2 separate regions of the Homo sapiens genome follow, and region 1 is linked to region 2. Evidence: read pairs that join two places in POLR2A ChIA-PET (ENCODE). Cell type or tissue: A673. All regions are shown on one strand. Region 1 overlaps LOC124904025 (a long non-coding RNA gene). Region 2 has its middle 13 kb from the start of GIP.

Region 1 (5,000 bases), 1.2 Mb before region 2:
ATCTCAAAAATAAATAAATAGCAATAATAACAAAACATAGAGACAACCTAAACACCCAATTGATAAATATATTGTGGCTTATTCTTCTGATAAAATAATAAACAGAAGTTAAAATGAACAAATCAAATGAACAAATGTGGCTACATTGTGAAAAAAACATGTTGACTGGAAAAATGATCCACATAGTATGATGGCCATTGCATAATTTTTTTTTTTTTTCAGGGTCTTGCTCTGTCACCCAGGCTGGAGTGCAGAAGCACAGTCATAGCTCACTGCAGCCTGGAACTCCTGGGCTCAAGTGATTCTCCCACTTCAGTCTCCTGAGTAGTCAGGACTATAGGTGCACCACCACATCTGGCTAATTTTTTATTTTTTTGTAGAGACAGGGTCTTGCCGTGTTGCCCAGGCTGGGCTTGAAATCCTGGCCTCAAGTGATCCTCCTGCCTCAGCCTCCCAAAGTGCTGGGATTATAGGCATGAGCCACTGTACCTGCCTTTGTTACATACATTTTTAAAATACATAATTCTAGACCAGGCACAGTGGCTCATGCCTGTAATCCCAGCACTCTGGGAGGCTGAGGCGGGCAGATTACCTGAGGTCAGGAGTTCGAGACCAGCCTGGCCAACATGGTAAAACCCCCGCCTCTACTAAAAATACAAAAATTAGCCTGGCATGGTGGTGCGGGCCTGTAATACTAGCTACTCAGGAGGCTGAGGCAGAAGAATTGCTTGAACCTGGGAGGCAGAAGAGGGGAATGGGGACTTATATGGGTATGGAGTTTTAGCTCTGGAAGATGAAAGTAAGTTCTAGAGATAGATGGTGGTGATGGCTCCACAACAAGGTGATTGTACTTAATGCCAGTGACCTGTACACACTGAATGGTGAATTTTATTTTATTTATTTATTTGTTTATTTTTGAGACAGAGTCTCGCTCTGTCGCCCAGACTGGAGTGCAGTGGCGCGATCTCAGCTCACTGCAAGCTCCACCTCCCAGGTTCAAGCCATTCTCCTGCCTCAGCCTCCCGAGTAGCTGGGACTACAGGCGCCCGCCACCATGCCCGGCTAATTTTTCTTGTATTTTTAGTAGAGATGGGGTTTCACCGTGTCAGCCAGGATGGTCTTGATCTCCTGACCTCGTGATCTGCCCGCCTCGGCCTCCCAAAGTGCTGGGATTACAGACGTGAGCCACTGCGCCTGGCCAAAATGGTGAATTTTATATCTCTAGTCTGCTACAATTAAAATATAGTAATGCAAAAATTATGGTCTAGAAAAGCTGTATTCCAAATGTGTGAGTGTTGGGGGAGGTGGACAATGGAACTGGGGAGAAAGAAAAGGGGGCTCAAATATATATATATACTTTTTTTTGAGACGGAGTTTTGCTCTTGTTGCCCAGGCTGTAGTGCAATGGCACGATCTCGGCTCACTGCAAGCTCCGCCTGCCGGGTTCTCGCCATTCTCCTGCCTCAGCCTCCCGAGTAGCTGGGACTACAGGCACCTGCCACCATGCCCAGCTAATTTTTTTGTGTATTTTTAGTAGAGACAGGGTTTCACTGTTAGCCAGGATGGTCTCGATCTCCTGACCTCGTGATCCGCCCTCCTCGGCCTTCCAAAGTGCTGGGATTATGGCACTGGGTGGTGTGAGTCACCGGGCCGGCCAAATATTCTCTTTTATATGTAAAAACCCAAAGCAAAAATGACACATTGCTAGCATTTGTAAATTCTGTCACATGATTCTTTGAAGGCCTCTTACTGTTAAAGAAACTTTTCAAAGTAAAAGTAAAAAAACAATTAATGAACATTTTTGTAGGAAAAAAGAGGTCTCTGAAGTAGAACTGCCCTGAAGTGCAGGATTTCTCACCCCACACCTCACCCCAAAGCCACCTGCGTGCTGGGCACTGAGCGTGGGAGACCTGAGAGCTGGTGTTCTGGAGGCTGTACCTGCGCCAGGCAGAGCCTGGCGGGCTAGTGGGGATGGAGATGGTGGGATGCTGTTTCCTCTGACCCAGGGCAGATGAGGCAAAGGCTGGCAGGAAAAGGTGTCTCCGAGAGCCAGTCTCCTTCTCAGGCACCCACTGCACAAGATCTGGAGGGCAGATGAAACATAGGAACCATCGAAACACAGAAATGTGTATTATTAGCAGTGAGAGCAGGCAGTAGAGTTTTTTGAATCTGCTGATGACAAAATATATTGCCTAATCTTTCTGATTATTTTTTTTTTCTTTGACCTCCCTGCATATCTCTGGAGCTCCCACAGCTACGGGCTGTCTGCCTTGCAAAATACATATTTACAGGCCCTCTAAGCCCAGCTAAATATAGGCTTTCTTTTAAAGCAACTGATGATTTGGAGAAATCTTTCCTCTGTCCAACCCCTTCCCCCGCCCCCCAACACACACACACACCCTGACTCCTCCTACCAAGTCTCCCTCCCTAGTCTCCAAGATGTATCTGAACTTTCCAAGAGCCACTGGAGCAAGTGTGGAGAGTGATAGAAAGAAACTGGGTACAGCAGAGGGAACCAGCAGCAAGGCAGTCTCCTAGCTGTGAGAGGACCCTAAGGGACCCCTCTCCCTGCAGGGACAATGAGGGGCTTGAGGCACCCACAGGCAGGAGTGAAAAACCCTTTGGGAAGTAGAGAAGAGAGGTCATCCCAAGAATGACCCCCAAAGATTTGGAGAAGCTGTAAGCAAGGGGTGTTTATATTTCAGAATTTCACATATTGAACCTTAAAGAAAATGAGAGCCCCAAAGTCCTGTGAAGACACACAGAGAGATGCAAACACCGAGTTTCATTCTCAGCCACACCTGCCCACATGTGCATGCAGGCACACACCCCCACATGTGCTTGGATACCCTGCAATCAGTAACAGCCAACACTCTGAGCCCCCTTTTAGTGCCTTATGCATTGAGGACCCATTTATTCCTCACAAAAACTCTATGAAGTTGGTATATTATCTTCATCTTATAGATGAAGGAATTTGTTGAAGCCCCTTAGCTGGGGAGTGGGAGGTTGGAGATTCTAACAGAGATGGCCTGGCTTCAAGGCCTGTGCTGCATGCACAAAAGTGAGGGACACCTAGGGTTATCTATGCTCAGGAAACACTCAGACACTCAAGCTAAGCTTTTTGAGGAAACAGGCTTTGGGAGGGGACACGACTAGCCCACGGTCATCCAGCAAATGAGTGCAGCTAGGACTCAATTCAGGCCTCATGAACCCTAGCCTGGTCTGTTTCCTTTAAAACTAGGTATGTCACTTCTCAGCTTTCGTCATTCTCCCTGTGAAGAGGTCAGCCAAGGGCCACTAAAGGCCCCTCCAACACTGACATCCTGGATTTGAGGTGTACACACACCTTTCCAGCATACCTTTCCAGCATCCTATAACCAGCCCAAATCCCTGGCAGAGGTCAACTCTTGAAGGAGAGCAACTGGGTGGGGACCACTGGCTCACCACAAAAGGATCCAAGTGCAGGGTCTGGGCCAGCCTCTGCTTAGATGACCGTGGCCAAGGAAAAACCGCTTTTAGAAGCTGAGTCTCAAGGCCCCAGGGCTGGAAAGAGAAGCCAGCCTTGGCACCCAGCCCGGGCCTGCGCCCAGGGCGCTGAGGGCTCGGGACTTATCGCTCGTCAGGCCTCTCCCTGCCTTCATCACTATCTTTGCAGTTACACCTGGTGTTTAAAACTAGCAAGCCTTGGGGAAGAGTCCTAACAGAGCATCTTCCCAAGGGCCCTAAGCAGATTTGGGGGGGTGTGGGAAAGCTGTGGCAGGGGGGCGGTTACCAGGAGGAGAGTTGGGGGTGAATTATCTCTGCCTATCGCAGCCTCTGGCCTTTTTAGCACAGGCTGGGAAAGGCGTCTCCTCCCCCACACCCTATCTTCTGTGTCCGAGCCACTCTCGTCCTTTCTGGGCCTTCTTTCATCCTCCCAGGGCACAGAGGAGGATAAGTGACTTGTCCAAGGTCACACAGCCAGTAAGCAGTGAAGCCAAGATTTGAACCCTAGCAGCCTGGCTCCTAGGTCAACCACTCTATGCCAAGGCAAAGGTAAGGAAGGAACTTCCATCCAAAGACCACTGGGCAACTTGGCCATCAAAGTCTCTTCCATGAAGACAAAGGAAAGAGAAAGGGTGGTTAAATTATCCTGGAGTGCTTCCTCACTGGAGGATGTAGGTGAAGATGACAGCCCAATGAATGAAAATTCTATTTAAAGCCTTCAGTTTGGATGGTAACCCTCCCAAACCCTCCTTGTTCCTATCAGGTGCGATTACTGCTCCAGACAGGCAGAGAAGGGATGGAGGGAATGAGACCCCATTCTTCACCCATCTCACAGGCCAGCCGGCTTGGTGCCTGACACCAGAGAACAAGTGATGGTGAAGCACTTACCGCTCCATAAAAGCGTCTTTGGGAATTCTGGCCAGGGTGTTGCTCTGCTAACCAGGAGCCCATGAAATAATAATCCCACTGATTAGCCTCAGTCCCCCAAGCTCTGGCTAGCTCCACCCTCTTGAAGCCCAAACCCCCTAGAAGGGTCTGTTAAAGGGGTTTGTCCGGAGATTCATAATCCTTTGGACAAGGGAGACCCAAGAGCACCCCTGTAATTCCAGTTTGCTCTAAGCTGCTACCGGAAATGCTGGGAGTCCGAGGGTCTCTGGGCCTGGTAGCTGGTTCTCAGCTCCTTCTCCCACCCTCAGAAACTGGGGGCTTCCCCACCTGGCCAGACGCGTGGGCACAGACCCCTTGGGCTGGGACCAGTTAAGATGATCTACCACCAAGGGTGTGGGAGATTCTGGGCAGAACACAGGGGCCTGCGCCCTCCTCCAATCCACACAAGAGCTTCTGAGTACATTGTACAAACTTCCAAACCCCAACTGGGTGAGGTTTCTGTCTTCTCCGGACTTCTATATTGGGGTTGGGGGGCCTGTGGGGAGGGGTTTTCAAGACCCAATCTTGAGTTTGGAAATCTAAGTCCCAAAGCTTGCTCCTGACAGAGGCCTTCTAAGAAGGGTTAG
Region 2 (5,000 bases):
TATAGATAACACTGTACCCATTAGCCCTACCTTCTTTCCTTCCTAGAGCTCCGAATCTAGGGACCTTAGGAATTAAGAGATGTTATTCAGGACCAGGATCAGCTTTCCCAGTCCCCTATGTTACCTGGGAGGAGAGCAGAAAAGGACAGAAGAAATCCAGGAGAACATTGTAAAACATGGCAGGCCGGGCGTGGTGGCTCATGCCTGTAATCCCAGCACTTTGGGAGGCCGAGGCGGGTGGATCACCTGTGGTCAGGAGTTCAAGACCAGCCTGACCAACATGGCAAAACCCCGTCTCTGCTAAAAATACAAAATTAGCCGGGTTTGGTGGCATATGCCTGTAATCCCAGCTACTTGGGAGGCTGAAGCAGAAGAATTGCTTGAACCTGCGAGGTGGAGGTTGCAGTGAGCCAAGATCGTGCCACTGCACTCCAGCCTGGGTGACAGAGCAAGACTCTAAAAAAAAAAAAAAAAAAAAAAAAAAAAAAAGTGGCAAACATCCTGAGGCGCCAGTACCATTGTTTCTACTTCATAGGTCAACTGTGCCTCACGTTGGTGGCAAGACCAGGAGTCTAACCCAGCTGTACCTACAGCCAAAGTCCTTGCTTTTGCCTTGATAACAGTGCTTCATGACCTTTGAAGCATTTAAAAATCCAATGCAGTCCGGGCGCGGTGGCTCATGCCTGTAATCCCAGCACTTTGGGAGGCCGAGGCGGATGGATCATCTGAGGTCGGGAGTTCGAGACCAGCCTGACCAACATGGAGAAACCCGGTCTCTACTAAAAATACGGAATTAGCCAGGAGTGGTGGCACATGCCTGTAATCACAGCTACTTGGGAGGCTGAGGCAGCAGAATCGCTTGAACCTGGGAGGCAGAGGTTGTAGTGAGCCGAGATCGCACCATTGCACTCTAGCCTGGACAGCAAGAGCAAAACTCCATCTCAAAAAAAAAAAAAAATCCGATGAAACACACATGTATCACAACTTATTTTATACAAGCCATAAAGTTATTGAGTTATACAACTCAATGGACAAAGCGTCTTTTCAACAAATAGTGCTAAAACAATTAAACATAGATATGCAAAAAAAAAAAAATCTTCTGTTCGTGCCTCACCTTATGTATAAAAATTAACTCAATCACCGGGTGCAGTGGTTCACGCCTGTAATCCCAGCACTTTGGGAGGCCAAGGCAGGCGAATCACCTGAGGTGGGATCACCTGAGGCCGGGAGTTCGAGGACAGCCTGACAAACATGCAGAAACTGTCTCTACTAAAAATACAAAATTAGCTGGGCATGGTGGCCCATGCCTGTAATCCCAGCTACTCAGGAGGCTGAGGCAGGAGAATCGCTTGAACCCAGAGGTGGAGGTTGCGGTGAGCCGAGATTGTGCCATTGCACTCCAGTCTGGGCAACAAGAGTGAAACTCTGTCTCAAAAAAAAAATTAACTCAATCATATGCTTAAATGCAATTATTTAAGTCACATACCTAAATGTAAGACCAAAAACTATAAATCTTCTAGGAGAAAAATTGGTGATCTTGGGCTGGGTATGGTGGCTCGTGCCTATAATCCCAGCACTTTGGGAGGCCAAGATGGGTGGATCACCTGAGGTCAGTAGTTTGAGACCAGCCTGGCCAACATGGCGAAACCCCATCTCTACTAAAAGTATAAAAAATAGTCAGGTGTGGTGGCACACGTCTGTATCCCCAGCTACTTGGGAGGCTGAGGCAGGAGAATTGCTTGAACCTGGGAGGCAGAGGTTGCAGTGAGCAGAGATTGTGCCACTGCACTCCAGCCTGGGCGATAGAGTGAGACTCTGTCTCAAAAAAAAAGAAAAAAAAAAAAAAGATGGTGATTTTGGGTTAGCAAAGACATTCCAGACAGATATGATGCCAAAAGCACAATCACTAAAAGGCTGAGTTGAGCCAGGTGTGGTGGCTCATGCCTGTATACCAAGCGCTTTGGGAGGCTGAGGCAGGAAGGGAGGATTGCTTGAGGTGAGGAGTTCCACACCAGCCTGGGCAGCATAGTGTACCCCATCTCCATAAAAAAAATACAAAAAAAAAATTACAAAAAGATACTGTTAAGAGAATGGGAAGATAAGATACAGTGAGACCCTGTCTCTATAAAAAAAAAAAGAACAAAAGAAAGAAAGGAAGGAAGGAAGGAAGGAAGGAAGGAAGGAAGGAAGGAAGGAAGGAAAAATAAACCAAACTGATAAATTGAACTTCATCAAAATTTAAAACGTCTGCTCTTGAAAAGATATTGTTAGCCAGGCATGGTGGCTTATGCCTATAATCCCAGCCCAACACTTTGAGAGGCCAAGGCAGTATGATTGCTTGAACCCAGGAGTTCAAGACCAGCCTGTGCAACATGATAAAACCCCGTATCTACCAAAAATACAAAAAAAATTAGCCAGTGGAGGCTGGGCGCAGTGGCTCACGCTTGTAATCCCAGCACTTTGGGAGGCTGAGGCGGGTGGGTCAGGAAGTCAGGAGATCAAGACCACGGTGAAACCCCGTCTCTACTAAAAATACAAAAAAAAATTAGCCGGCCGTGGTGGCGGGCGCCTGTAGTCCCAGCTACTCAAGAGGCTGAGGCAGGAGAATGGCATGAACCCGGGAGGCGGAGCTTGCAGTGAGCCGAGATTGCTCCACTGCACTCCAGCCTGGGCGACAGAGCAAGACTCCGTATCAAAAAAAAAAAAAAAAATTAGCCAGTGGAGTGCACCTGTAGTCTCAGCTACTGAGGAGGCTGAGGTGGGAGGATAGTTTGAGCACAGGAGGTGGAGGTTGCAGTGAGCCAAGATTGCACCATGGCACTCCAGCCTGGGCAACAGAGCCAGACCCTGTCTCAAAGAACAAACAAACAAAAAACTCAATAACAGGAAAACAAACAACCCCCCCCCAACCAAAATGAGCAAAAGATTTGAACAGATGCTTCACTAAAAAAGGTATACAGATGGCAAATAAGCCCATGAAAAGATACTCAACATCATTAGTCATTAGGAAAACACAAATTAAAATAACAAGGAGATATTACTACATAACTATTAAAATGGCTTAAAATTAAAAAGACTGATCCTACTCAGTGTTGGCAAAACTTTGGAGGAACTAGAACTGTCATACAAGAGGTGAGAATATAAAATGTTACGATGACTTCAAAAAACATTTTGACAGTCTTAAAAAGTTCAACATGCCTCAATCCTAGGTATTTATTCAACAAAAATAAAAGGAGGAAGCCAAGGTGGGCAGATCACCTGAAGTCAGGAGTTTGAGACCAGTCTGGCCAACATGGAGAAACCCCGTCTCTACTAAAAATACAAAAATTAGTTGGGCGTGGTGGCAGGTGCTTGTAATCCCAGCTCCTCGGGAGGCTGAGGCAGGAGAATCGCTTGAACCCAGGAAGAGGAGGTTGCAGTGAGCCAAGATTGTACCACTGCACTCCAGCCTGGATGACAATGAAACACTTCACCTCAAAAAATAAAAAAAGAAAAAGAAAAACATATGTCTCTATGAAGATTTGTTCATAAATATTCAGAGCAGGTTTATTTTGTTCTTGTTGTTGTTATTGTAGTTTTGTTTGCTTGTTTGTTTGTTTTTGAGACAGGGTCTCGCCGTTGATCAGGCTGGAATGAAGTGGTGCGATCACAGGTTACTGCAGCTTCAACCTCCCCGGTGCAAGCCAGACTCAAGGGATCCTCTTGCCTCAGCCCACCAAGTAGCTGGGACTACAAGGTGCATAACACCACACCTGGCTAACTTTTGCATTTTTTGTAGAGTGGGGCTTCCCCATGTTACCCCATGTTACCCAGGATGTTCTGGAGCTCCTGAGCTCAAGTTATCCACCCACCCCAGCCCCCCAAAGTGTTGGGATTACAGGCGTGAGCCACCAGACCCAGACCATAGCAGCTTTATTTTTAAGAGCCAAAAACTAGAAACAACTCTAATGTCCATCAACAGGTGAATAGATAAACAAACTAATGTATCCATATGACAGAAGACTATTACTCAGCAATAAAGACAATGGACTATTAATCACACTACAACATACATGAATCTCAAAATAAGTAGCTGAATGAAAGAAGCTGACAAAAAAATAATATAGAGTATGATTTCATTTATATAAAATTCTAGAAAAGACAAACTAATCTACGGTCTGCTGGGCACAGTGGCTCACGCCTGTAATCCCAACACTTTGGGAGGCCGAGGTGGGCAGATCACCTGAGATCAGGAGTTTGAGACCTGTCTGGCCAACATGTCAAAAACCCCTCTCTACGAAATATACAAAAATTAGCCTGGTGTGGCCGGGTGCTGTGGCTCACACCTGTAATCCCAGCGCTTTGGGAGGCCGAGGCAGGCAGATCACCTGAGGTCAGGAGTTCGAGACCAGCCTGACCAACATGGAGAAATCCCATCTCTACCAAAAATACAAAATTAGCCGGGCATGGTGGCTCATGCCTGTAATCCCAGCTACTCGGGAGGCTGAGGCAGGAGAATCAGAGGCAGAGAGTGAGCCGAGATCACACCATTGTGCTCCAGCCTGGGCAACAAGAGCAAAACTCTGTCTCAAAAAAATAAATAAATAAATAAACAAAAATAAAGTGCAGCAAGAATAATTATTTTTTACATAGGCATTTTATTTTATTTTATTTTATTTATTTTATTTTGACTGAGTTTTACTCCGTCACCCAGGCTGGAGTGAAATGGCATGATCCTGGCTTACTGCAAACTCTGTCTCCTGGGTTCAAGCAATTCTCCTGCCTTAGCCTACTGGGATTACAGGTGTGCACCACCACGTCTGGCTAATTTTTATATTTTGAGTACAGACAGGGTTTCACCATGTTGGCAAGGCTGGTCTTGAACTCATGGGCTCAAGTGATCTACCTGCCTTGGCCTCCCAAAATGCTGGGATTACAGGTGTGAGCCACTGCGCCTGGCCTACATAGGCCTTTTTTTTTTTTGGCTTTGATGGAACTTTGCTCCATAAAAGGAATCTTAG

What was found. ChIA-PET counts read pairs that join two places held together with the same protein. Peaks named below come from ENCODE experiments on the same cell type or tissue, not always from the same donor. Only the 100,000 strongest peaks of a DNase experiment are listed, where the experiment ranks them.
Region 1: POLR2A ChIA-PET joins it to region 2 with 10 read pairs; 1 of 35 experiments calls an interaction of 5 or more read pairs at or near these places.

What each region holds. Positions count from the first base shown.
Region 1 is chr17:50,152,631-50,157,630 of GRCh38, reverse strand. All of the region lies in intron 1 of LOC124904025 (a long non-coding RNA gene), which reads right to left. Among named protein-coding and RNA genes, the nearest start is that of PPP1R9B, 4.5 kb to the right of the region's middle. RefSeq lists a cis regulatory region at 3,035-4,071. In A673, no CTCF peak of the experiment used is centred here; no DNase peak of the experiment used is centred here; H3K4me3 peaks cover 109 bases; H3K27ac peaks cover 912 bases.
Region 2 is chr17:48,979,347-48,984,346 of GRCh38, reverse strand. No RefSeq gene overlaps it. Among named protein-coding and RNA genes, the nearest start is that of GIP, 13 kb to the right of the region's middle. In A673, no CTCF peak of the experiment used is centred here; DNase peaks (open chromatin) are centred at 1,996 and 2,266; H3K27ac peaks cover 4,048 bases.